Linked DNA regions of Homo sapiens: region 1 is linked to region 2. The links are chromatin loops, found by intact Hi-C in ENCODE. Cell type or tissue: gastrocnemius medialis. All regions are shown on one strand. Each heading gives the region's core, and the rest is flanking DNA. Links, peaks and the distances in the headings are about the cores only.

What was found. Hi-C counts contacts between places; a loop is a spot of excess contacts. Peaks named below come from ENCODE experiments on the same cell type or tissue, not always from the same donor. Only the 100,000 strongest peaks of a DNase experiment are listed, where the experiment ranks them.
Region 1: a loop joins it to region 2, with 1.9 times the contacts of the local background. A loop is called at or near these places in 1 of 110 quality-filtered maps.

Annotation. Positions count from the first base shown.
Region 1 is chr11:1,529,064-1,535,139 of GRCh38, forward strand. No RefSeq gene overlaps it. Among named protein-coding and RNA genes, the nearest start is that of DUSP8, 40 kb to the right of the region's middle. RefSeq lists an enhancer at 2,957-3,457. In gastrocnemius medialis, for the core only: a CTCF peak has its summit at 2,581; DNase peaks (open chromatin) are centred at 1,929, 2,528 and 3,138; H3K4me3 peaks cover 835 bases; H3K27ac peaks cover 4,707 bases.
Region 2 is chr11:1,332,708-1,338,783 of GRCh38, forward strand. LOC124902606 (a long non-coding RNA gene) reads right to left here and starts at 3,990. Exons shown (of 2, transcript XR_007062545.1): 1 at 3,798-3,990; 2 at 526-3,533. In gastrocnemius medialis, for the core only: no CTCF peak of the experiment used is centred there; DNase peaks (open chromatin) are centred at 2,934, 3,274, 3,874, 4,424 and 1 weaker place; H3K4me3 peaks cover 2,342 bases; H3K27ac peaks cover 2,276 bases; H3K27me3 peaks cover 238 bases.

The sequences.
Region 1 (6,076 bases), core at 458-5,457, 200 kb after region 2:
CTGGTGAAGGGGCGTGCAGTGCCTCCACAGAGAAGCCTGACCAAACACGAGAAAGGACAAAAGCCCACAAACAGCGGCTTCTGAAAACACCGCGGACACAGCCACACAGGAGCAGCTTATCTGCTCGTAGCCTGTTTTATACGATTTCTGCCATTTTTGCTAGGGCCAGCTTGCTGCTTGGTAAGTCCCAGGCAGTGTGGCTCGGTGGGTTCCGGGGTGTGCTCCCCATACCTCCCAAGACAGTCCAGGCCAGCACTGAGTACCGACACCCCCTCAGACCGGCGACTAGGGCTCAGGAACTCTTCCTAAACGAGGGGCTGCCTGAGCAGCCTCTCCCTAGAGGCGTCTCCCGGGCCACACTGAAGCCCTGTCACAGTGACACTGGACTGAATCAAGCTGAAAGCTTGGGTGAAGCCACAGAACACGTTGGGCCATGGCCTGCACAGGCCGACGCTCACCTGAGCGGGCACCATGAAAGCTCAGCAATGGAAACGCGGGCTGTCCAGTGTTGGCTCTGCCTCGGCAGCCCTCGGTGGTACCCGGAGACAGCACCTGCCCCACCTGCACAACCCCATGGCCCACAGTAGTGCCGGGCTGCACGCCCTGGGAGGAAAACTAAATGGCAGGAAGAGGAAGGTAGCCCGTGAGGAGGGCCGAGCCCTGCCCAGAAGTTAGAGGGAGAGAGAAAAGGCCTTGGTCTCTGAGGTGACCAGCCAGGGCCTCCTGAAGGAGGCAGGAGGACCAGGGCCTCCTAGAGCCCTCCTCCATCCAGAGGCAGGCTGTCCACTCTTAACCACTCCCACCCCCAGATCCAGGTGGCTCCGTGACTCCCTGACCAACAGAAGGTGGCTGAAAGGATGTATTGTCTTCCAGCCATTTTCATGATGGCTCTCCTGGGATGAAGGCCGTCCCGGCAGAGGCAAAGAGAGGCCACGTGGGGAGTCCTAGAGCCCAAAGTGTGGTCTGGGACCATGAGGTTAGCACTGTCTTTACAGTACCACAAAGGTGCCATGTGCCAAAGCCTTGTGGAAGCCACCTGGCCTGTAAAATTACAGCAGGATAAACACAGAACCTGACAGATCCAGCTCTCGAGATTTGCAAAAAGTAAAGCCACTCTATTTATTTGACTCTAGAAGATAATAGGTTTTTTTTTTAATTTTAAAAATATTACTTATGTTAAGATATACTGGGTTTTTAATTATTTCTAAATGAATTAAAGTTGTTTTACATTCTCAATTTTAATTTCTGAAAGATGAATATTCATAGCTCCATCATGTAAACTCAATAAGGACTTTTTTTTTAATTTTAGAGGCAGGGTCTCACTATCACTGAGACTGGAGTGCAGCGGTGCAGAGCTCACCGCAGCCTCAGCCTCTTGGGTTCAAGCAATCCTCCCGCCTCAGCCTCCCAAACAACTGGAACTAGAGGCATACACCATCACATCTGGCTAATTCTTTTTACTTTTTTGTACAGATGGGGTTTCCCTATGTTGCTCAGGCTGGTCCTGAACTCCCAGTCTCAAGTGATCCTCCCACCTTGGCCTCCCAAAGTGCTGGGATTACAGGCAGAAGCCACCATGCCCAGCCTCAACAAGGACTTTAAGGGGTCCTGAGAGCAAGAAGTCCAAAAACTCTGCTCTAGGGTGAGGATATAAAACTCTGCCTGGAGAGATCCATGTGGGGGAAACTGTGGCACCCCAGCAGACACCCATGACAGCAAGGCCCCTGAGGGCTGCCAGCCCAGCCACCACGGGTGGCAGTGCAGGAATAACCTGTGGGGCCAGAGCCCCACCCACCAGCCCACAGATGCGGGAAAGGTGATGAGGCCTCATGTTAGGCCCAGAAGTTTCAGGGTTGGTCACTCAGAAACAGGTGAGCAGGAACCACCCACGGCCAAGCCGGAGGCTGCTGAGCCATGCCCAAGATCAGAGACGCACGCGTCTGGAGCAGCGCCTGACACCTGACCCTGGTGGCTGACCATGCGGCCTGCCTGGCAGTCCTGGGCATGGGATGCACACCCGCACCCTGGCCCACCCAGGGGCAGAAGAGGGGACCACGAAGTTGTGTGTTTTCTGCTGAGAGCATCCACCAGAGCAGAGCTGCTCAGGAGGGCACACGGTGCTGCAGGCTGAGCATGTCACACGCAGAGCCAAGGCCGCCTGCTGGGAAGCCCACCGCTGGCAGGGAGCACAGCCTACGCACAGAATGATGCTCTCATGGTAATACTCCCCACGGAACCCTGCAGGGGTTCATTTTATTCTATATTGTCATCTTTTTTAACATTAAAAACTTGGCTACCGGTGACACTGATTATTTCTTTTAACCCACAATATTCATAAGATGGTTGCCAAATTGTAAGAGCAATCTGACCTGCCACCGAAGCCTCCTGAGCGCAGCCTGAGGTCTCCTTGCTGTTCCTCCTGTCCTCAGACTGTCCCCCATGCCCACATGAGCTCAAGGGCTTTGCTGGCACAGCTCTTCAGCTCAGAGGTTATCCAGGTGATACACAGCCAGGCTCACCAGTTCCTGCTCACAGAGGCTTCCCTCCCTGCCCCTTCGTCTATTCAACTGATACGGGAGCTGAGTCACATGCGCTCCTGCTGGCTAAATTTGACACAGCCCATTCATCAAAATATTATTAAAGACGACAATCGACTGAAAAATATTAAATAAAAACCCACGTGTCCCTGGAACCATGAGGGGGAGGAGGCAAAGGCAGCCCTTCTGAGACAAAGCACCAGGGAGCCAGGGCTCCCTCCATAGGCCTGCATGGCGAGTCCCCTCCCTCACCTCCGCAGGTCTCAGCTCAACAGCACCTTCTCAAAGAGGCCTTCTAGAGCTCCTATTCAAACAGCTCTCCCACGCACCCCCTCCAGGCACCCCATCCCACACCTCCTTACTCCCGTCCCCCTCGGCAGTGGGGAAGCTGCCCAGGGGTGGCTCCTGTTGCCTCTGTTCACGCGTGTCCGGAGCACTCAGAGCAGGCTGCGCGCATGCAGGCCTCCAACAGGAACCTGACTCAACCCAGATTCTCAGGCCCACACTCTTGTATTTCATGACACCACTGCTATGACAAATGGTCCTGTCACATGTGGCACAAAGAACAGGGCACGCAGCAGAAGGGCAGATGTGCCGGGAGGAGGAACCCAGAGCGGCCGCCCATGTAGAGGGCTGGCCGCAGGCTGTGGGGAGAGGCCAGGGCTGTGCAAGACAAACTCAACACAGACAAGCCATGCTCACGCCAGCAGCTTTCAACCCACGCCGGAGCTAATTTTATGCTCCTGGGCTCACGCCCAGGCCTGGCCCCAGGCTCAGGCATCTGGCTCCTCAGGGCCACCTGGCACCATCAGGCCTTTCCATGGGCTGAGGACAAGTCCCAGCAAAGCAGGAGTTAGGAGCTTCCGTAGACGGTGCAGGCCAAACCCCGAGACAACAGCCCCACCTGGGCTCCTGAGATTGCATTGCTGTGGGGATAGGGTCTGCCAGCCCACAGCCTGCACAGCCACCATGTCTGGAGGGGAAAAGGCGCTGCTGAAAGGGTGCTTGGAAGAAAAGTCTCCCAACCCGCAAAGGTCACGGGCAAAAGGGAAACAGCATGGTGCCTCCATGCTTTCCAACCCTCCAGCTTGCCTGCTTTCTGCAGGGAAAAGCTGCATACCTTTGTGGGAGCTCTTTGCCTCCCCGCCCACCACAGCGAAATGCTCGATGACACAGACCAAAATCACCACCACGCAGGGCGAAAAACAGGAGCTGCGGCACTTAACTCACTCACATTAACTAACTCACGTTAGCCCCGGGACATCCGCAAACAACTGCAGGGATGAATGAACAGACATTCCAGCCCAGGGAGCCGTGTGCGCTGGCAAAGGAGACCTTCAAAGAGAAGGGAGCCAGGGACAGCAACGCGACTGTGGCCACAGTCCACAGGCCAAGCAGTGCCACAGATCACACGTGGCCTGGAAGCCCTGCCCACCATCTCCTTCTTTTCTCTTTAAGCTTCCACATTTTGTTTGTTCCAATTGTTTCTACTTCCACTGAACACCAATGGGTGTGCCCCAGCCAGGAGAAATCCTGTGCAGAAAAAAACAAACATGGTGAAGGCAAAGAATGGGAGGCTCTTCTGGCCAAAGACAGACGGGAACAGCACACGCCCTTCCCTTCCAGACAGGTCTAGCACTGGCAGGAGGCTGCACAAGCAGTAATCACCACGGAGAAACAAAGGCCACGGCCCTGTGGCTCCCAACCAGCACTAAGTGGCCCTAACAAAAGTTGCAGTGGGCCCTGGTGTTTCTAACCCAGACCGCTGTGTGGACAAAGGAGAAACACTGGGGTGACAGGGGCATGGCACAGGGGTCCTCCCTCACAGTGGCCTCAACACCCCTCCTCCCGTACCGGATGACCGCAGCAGAGACCACAGCTTCCTCTGGAGAGGGGGTCTGGTGGTACACCAAGCCCCTGCTCGATCTGACAGCAGCACTTGGCAGGCAGACCCCTAGGGTGGCTGGCTTTCCCAGGGCTGGGAAGAGGCCCTCATGAGCCAGGACACAAGGGTGGCACTTGGTGGTGGCAAAGGTGGGGGCTGCGCTGTCTCAGATACACTCGTGATGAGAAACGCAGCCCTGCTGTCTACCAGCCCCCGACCAGGGGAGGCCGTCTGCAGCTCCCCTGGTGGGCTCACCCCCAGCTTCAAGGACACTTGTGCAAGGGTTCCTAGTAGTCAGTCCGAGCAGGAGAAATGGGAGGGGTGTCGCTAGGGGTTTACGGGGAGGCTCATTCTAAAAAGGGCTCCATGTATCCACGACCACTGCTTTTTTTTTTTTTTGAGATGGAGCCTCACTCTGTCACCCAGACTGGAGTGCAGTGGCGCCATCCCCACTTACTGCAACCTCCACGTCCCGGGTTCAAGTGACTTTCCTGCCTCAGCCTTCCGAGCAGCTGGGATTACAGGCACACGCCACCACGACCGGCTAATTTTTTGTATTTTTAGTAGAGACGGGGTTTCACCGTGTTAGCCAGGATGGTCTCAACCTCCTGACCTCGTGATCCGCCCGCCTCGGCCTCCCAAACTGCTGAGACTACAGGCGTGAGCCACTGCACCTGGCCGACCACTGCTCTTTTTAAGGTTAATTTGGAAACGGGAGGGATGATGGAAAACTTTTTTTTAAAGAAGAGGACTCTGAATGCAACACCACCCTAGGCAAACACCTCTGAAACCCAGGCCTAAGAGTGCCCTGGTGGAGCCCTGATGGAAAGAGGCTATTCCTGAAACCAGACCTTCCAGGGCTGCCCGCTGGAGATACAGCAGACCTGGGCCAGCCGGCTTCTCTGCTCACACCTCCGCATGTGCTGCTGCTTCTTCCTGGGCCACCTCCTTCCTCCTTCCCTCTTGGAAAAGCCCTTCATACCTGCTCTAACCGAGCCCCCTGCTTTTGGCCGCACTCACCCACTCCTCAATTCTCCTGCTGCCTGGGGCCCTTCTCTACCAGCCTGACAGCTCTAGGAAAGCGGGAATGGCTGTGTCTCCATCTCTGGACCTCCGCCCCAGCACAGAGCCTGGTACACGGCAGCCCATGAACTCAGGAATCTGGGGCCCCCGGCTGAGGAACAGGCCCAGCTCACTGTCCTAAAAGTCACAGTCACAAACCGCGGATCAGTGGTGGAAGGAGAGTGGCAGATGCACATCTCCCCAGGACGGAATTGCACTTGGTGATGAAGAGGACGGAGCTGCAGACACACGCAACGCCATGGATGGACGTTCGCAACACTGCGCCGCATAGGACAGGCACACAGCCCGTGTACTGGGATTCCATTTGCATGATTCAGCTCACCCACACAGATGGCGGGAGACTGGTGGCCGCCTCGAGGCTGGAGGTGGGGATGGGGAGCAGTGCCAGTGGACATGAGGCTTCTCTGGGGCATGATAGCAAAGTTCTCAAATTAAACTGTGGTGATGGTTACTCAGCCCTGTAATTTTACCAAAAATTATTTAATTGCAAACTTAAGTTAACTTTATGGTATGTAAATTATACCTCAATGAGGCTGTTAAAAGAACTCTAGAGATTCAAGCAAGTTCAGCC
Region 2 (6,076 bases), core at 761-5,760:
TCAAAACGTAAGGAGATATAAACTGACCTATCGTGTTAGTTGGTTCTTGCATTGCTCTAAAGAAATATCTGAGACTGGGTAATTTATTTAAAAAAAAAAAGGGAGGGCTTAATTGTAGGCTGTACAGGAAGCATGGTGGCTTCTGCTTCTAGGGAGGCCTCAGGAAACTTACAATCATGGCGGAAGGCAAAGGGGGACCTGGCAGGTCAGGTCACGTGGCTAGAGCAGGAGCAAGAGGGGGGAGGGGAGGTGCCACACACTTTTAAACAAGTAGATCTCATGAGAACTCACTATGACGATGAGAGTTCCCAGTGGGGATGGTGCCAAACCATGAGAAACCACTCCCACGATCTAATCACCTCCCACCAGGCCCCACCTCCAGCATTGGGGATTACAATTTGACATGAGATTTGGGTGGGGACACAGATCCAAACTATATCACCTATGAAAACAGAAGGCAGGTCAGTGGGCTGCAGAGAGAGAGTGGAGGGAGAGGGCGGGAGGAAGGTAAGCGGCACTGGAGGCTTGGGGGGGTCTGTTTATTATCTCGATTGTGGTGATGCTTTTGGTGTCATTTGCAAAAGGCAAAACATATCAACTGATAACACTTTAGATAAATGCGGCTTGTTGTATGCAAATCATACTTCAGCTAGCTGCTGAAAGAGAGATGTATACCTACAAAACACCACACACACAGGAAGATGCCTGCGTAGTTAAGGGACTGGGGTACAAAGGTCAGCATTGAACCAGGGGCTGAGTTCTGCAGTAGGAGTGGGGCCCCACAGCAGGAAGCAAGCTGAATATACACAGAGACTGTTAGGACCATGCAATGGCACGGGTGGCCACAGCCACCAAGAGAGCCAGACCGGGGCCAGCAGTGCAGCAGGAGCTGCACCAAGGAGCTGCCCTGTCGAGGAGAAGTCTAGAAACTACAGCCAAGGACTGGCCCTGAATATCTCATTCCGGAAGCAATTCCAAGGGAAGCCCAGCCTTGGCTGCTCAGCAAAGGTGACTCAGAGCAGCGGTCCATCCTGCCATGCACAGACTAGCAGCCCTCTCTGGGCAGAGGGACTTCAGGATGCACCAAATTCATGCACTTGGTTCAAGCAGTTTCAGAAATTTGCAGTCTGCTTGCTCTCTCTCCCAGATGAGCTTTAGGCAAAGATGTTCTTTTGAGGCACCAGATATGTCCTCTCCTTGCTCATGGTCAAGGTGGCTGAGAGCTGCTGCCGGGTACTGAAGCCCTTGACCACATGGGCACTGCTCATGGGACGTCCTCGAAGCTGTCCCTGAAGGACGTCCCTGGAGAGCCGCCAGGGAGCCTGTCCACCTCCTACCTGGCTCGGCCAGCCCCAATTTCAGCGCACAGGGTTCCTCCACCTCTCAGTTCTCATGAATGATGCTGCAATGAACATGCAACATGGGTGTGCAAATATCTCCTCAAGACCCTGCCTTCAACTCGATGTCATTCCTTTTTATGGCCGGATAATATTCCGTTGGATGGATGCAGCCCATGTTTCATCAGTTGATGGACATGTAGGTTAATTTCACATCGGGGTATTATTAATAATGCTGCTATGAACATTTGTGGACAGGTTTTTAATGTGGACACACTTTCAGTTCTCTTGGGCATATATGTGGGAGCAGAATTGCTGGGTCATGTGACAACTCTGTGTAACGTTTGGAACAACTGCCCGACTGTTTTCCACGGTGTCCGCACCATGTTACATTCCCTCCAGCGATGAATGAAGTTTCCAATTTCTCCACATCCCCACCAACACTTGCTGTTTTCCAGTTAAACAAAATTATTAATAGAGATTGTAGCCACCCTAGTGGGTGCATTTCCCTGAGGGCTACTTATGTGGAGCATGTTTTTGTGTTGATCAGTCATTTGTGCATCAGCTTGGAGAAATGTCTACTCATATCCTTTGCTTTTTTTTTGACAGAGTCTCACACTGTCACCCAGGCTGGAGTGCAGTGGTGCGATCTCAGCTCACTGCAAGCTCCGCCTCCCGGGTTCACGCCATTCTCCTGCCTCAGCCTCCCAAATAGCTGGGACTACAGGCGCCCGCCACCATGTGTGGCTAATTTTTTTTGTATTTTTAGTAGAGACAGGGTTTCACCGTGTTAGCCAGGATGGTCTCGATCTCCTGACCTCATGATTCGCCCGCCTCAGCCTCCCAAAGTGCTGGGATTGCAGGCGTGAGCCGCTGCGCCTGGCCCCTTTGCCATTTTTTAATTGAGCTGCTTGTCTTTTCGTTGTCAAGTTGCAATTGTTCTTTGTGTAATATAACCCCCTTTATATATGCCAGATACAAGTCTCTTATAGACAAGTGATTTGCAAATATGTTCTCCCATTTTGCAGATTGTTTTTTGGTTTTCTTGATGGTGTCCTTTGAAGCACAAAATTTGTTGATTTTGAGGAATTCAGTTTATCTATCTTTTTCTTTTGTTTCTGTGCTTTTTGGGTCATATCTAAGTAAACCAAGCTCAAAAAGATTCACCCCATGTCTTCTCAGTGATTTATAGTTTGAATTTCTACATCTAGGTCTTTAACCCACTTTAAACTAATTGTTCTATGTGGTATGAGGCACCTGTCTCTTCCTAGAGACCACTGCACTCCACCTGTCCCTGAGAATGACTCCTGACTCCACTGCATACGAGTCCCTCTCCCCCACCTTCTACCTGGAAAACTCCTATTCATCCCATCAAGACCCAGCCCTGGGTTGCTCCTGGGTGGCTTTTTTCACTCTCCTTGGCAGCTTTAACTGCTGCCTGGGATGTGGGCTCAGGGCCAGTGCCCTGGAGGGCCCCTGTCATAGCCCTTCTCACCAGCACTGAGATTGGTCACCTCCGAGTCTGGTGGGCCCGGGGCCCCCATGCAGGTGCACACAAGTGCTGCTGAGTGACTGGTGATCATACAGCCAACATTCGCGGTGACATTCATGCACCGGGGACTTCACAATTCCCCGGACTCGTCATAAGGGCTGCTCGGCCCCATCTTACAAATGGGGAAACTGAGCCTGGGGGGTTCAGTAACTTGCTGAGTTCACACAAACAGTGAGTGGATGGCTGGATGAGTTTGTAAAAGGAAGGTCGATTCTGCATGATGAAGCTAAATTGGAGCCCAAAATTCTCTCTTCCGGCCCCCAGTAGAATATTATGGGTGCACCCAAAGGAATGTAAAAAGACCAGATGCCCAGGACACGGGGCGGTGCCTGATGAAACAGCTGCATTAGAGAGTGACTTTGCAACTCTGGAGAGAAGCCACTGAAACCCAGCGCTCCTATAAATAGCAGCTCTTGCAAAGCATCGGGTGTGAATTTTCGTGGTGTTGGCAAATTCAGAGATTGAGAAATCCAGAGACGTTCATGTTCCCGGAGAAAGGAGTGGGGTGGGGAGGGAGGTCGCAAGCAATGCCATCTTCAGGAACAAAACTCCTGCATAACGAAGCCCAGGTTTCTGTGTTTTCGTGGGTGTTCCCGGGCACCTTCGGGCAGGTGGCCCCAGGCGATGTTGTGTGTCTCTCCTGGCTGTGGACGAATGGACGCCTGGGGTGAGGCTGGGCCAGGGACCTGGGGCTTGTGGGTGTCGGCTCCCATCCCGGGGTCCTCCCCCGCCGTCCTCCCCCCTCCCCCGCCCTCTCTCCCACCCTCCTCCCTCCTCCCACCTCCCCTGCCCTCTCCCACCGGCGTGCACCCCCCCGCCCCGCTGCTCACCGCCCACCACTCCCCAGAGGCCGCTTGCTTCCCCGTCTTTGGCCCTGGGCCCCCAGTACCGCCCCGTGCCCCCCTCACTTCTCCCCCGGAAGCGCATCCGTCAGGGAAACCGTCCTAAGACCGTCCGCACTCGCTTCAGAGCCGCTGCAAACGGCCGTCAATCCGTCATTCAGACGCGAAGACAAAGCGTCCCTGGCTCAGCCCTGAGAAGCAGCGGGACGGCGGCGCGTTCCTGAGTTCCCGCCACGCGGGCGCCCGGCGAGGGCGGGGCGGGGCGGGGCGGGCGGGGGGGCGGGGCGTGGAGGGCGGGGGGGCGGGGCGTGGAGGGCGGGGGGCGGGGCGTGGAGGGCGGGGGCGGGGCGTGGGGGCGGGGGCGGGGCGTGGGGGCGGGGCGTGGAGGGCGGGGGGGCGGGGCGTGGAGGGCGGGGGGCGGGGGGATGGGGACAAGGTAGGGGTCGTGGGGCGCTGGGCTCACCCCAGGCCCTCAGGTGTCTCGAGATGGCCCGGGCTCCGAGCGCTCCCGGCGCTTACGCTAGAGCCTCCTCCTGTGCGAAACGCGTCCGTGCCCAGGCGCGGGGACCCTGCAGGGCTGTGGGTTCGCGCTGCCGCTGATCCTGCGTCTTCCCCCCTCCCAGGCCCCGCGTCCAGCCCGCCCCGCCCGCGGTGGGAGACGCGCCCTCCAGGTGCGGATGAGACGCGCGGACAGCGGGATGGAGAAGGTGAGACCTGTCCGGCCCCCGCCTCGCGCTCCCGCTTCTCCAGGAAGAGGTGTCGCCGCCGCCCGGGGGTCCCCGTCCCTCCCTAGCCCGATCCCCCGGAGCCGCGGCCCCACCACCGCCTGGCACTCCCGGGAGCGCGCGGCCTCGGAGCCCCCAGCCCCGCACAGCCCCTTGTCCCCGGCTGGGAATGGCGCCTCGCACGGGGTCCCTCGGAGGCCGCGAGGCTCCGCTCGGCGTGTTCGGAAGCCACCCCCAGCTCCCCCGGCAGCTTGGAGCCTCAGAAACGCGGGGCAGAGACGCGACACGGAGCCGCCTGGCACTGAGACTCCCCAGTGGCTGCGCCGCCTTCCCGGGGGCCCGAGGCGGGGGCGGGGGGCGCGCTCGCTTCTTCCCCTCGCGGGGGTCTTCCCAGCCCACCGGCCACGGCCGCTCCGTTCCAAGCGCGCTTTTCATTCCGCGTCATCTTATCTGACAAACGTTAAAAAGAGGGAGGGTGGGAGGCCCCGAAGTCCCACCCGAGTCCCCGCGGGGCCGCTGCCCCCTGGAAGTCCCCGCGGCCATATGGCGGCTCCGTGGAGGGCGCGGTCCTGTCCCCGGAGCCACCGCGGGGAGGGACCCCAGGGCCTGGGGGGCGCCTCCGGGGGACAGAGGCGGCCACGGAGGGGCTCCCGGGACACTCGCGAAATTCAGATTCACGGGGCAACCGGCTTCAGACCTCCTCACTCCCTTCTTCACCAGAGCCGCCCCTCCCAGGTTCACCTGCCAGCCCCTGAGTCTCCTCTGCCAATCTCTCTTCTCCTCCTGGTCTCTCTCTGTCTCTTCTTTGTCTCTCCGTCTCTATCTCTTTATCTTTTGTCTCTCTCTATTTCTGTCTCTCTGTGTCTCTCTCATCTCTGCCTCTATCTCTCATTACTCTTGTTTCTCTCTATCTCTTTCTGTCTCTCTCTGTTCTCTGTCTCTCTCTGTTCTCTGTCTCTCTCTGTTTTCTGTCTCTGTTCTCCGTATCTCTCTGTCCTTTCTCTGTCTCTCCCCTGGGCCTGGGCCCCTCCACCCCTTCACCCCACGTGCTGCTCATCTCTGTCTCTCTTGTCCTTTTCCGGGCCCTGGCCTCTTCCCCAGCTCAGCCTGCAGGAGGCCCGTCTCCTGCACCCCTCCCCGTCCTCCATCCTTTCTGGTCCCCCATCTCCTCCACCTCTCTGCATCCTCCATCTGCTGGTCCTCCAGAGACCCCCTTTCAGTTCCTCGCCCCTGTTCCAGGTGTGATATGGTTTGGCTCTGGGTCCCCACCCAAATCTCAGGTTGAATTGTAATCCCCATAATCCCCACGTGTCAATCTCGGGACCAGGTGGAGGTGACTGGATCATGCGGTCGGGTCCCCCATGCTGTTCCCGTGATAACGAGTGAGTATCCCCGTGGGGCCTTCTCCCTCCGTTCAGCACACATTCTCTGTCCTGCCACCCTGTGAAGAGGTGTCTTCCGCCATGATTGTAAGTTTCCTGAGGCCTCCCCAGCCATGCAGAACTGCGAGTCAATTAAACCTCTTTCTTTATAAATTACCCAGTCTTGGGTTTTCTTGATAGCAGCGTGAGAATGGGCTCATACAAGGTGTGTCCCAGGCTGGAGGTTGTCCAAGTCCCG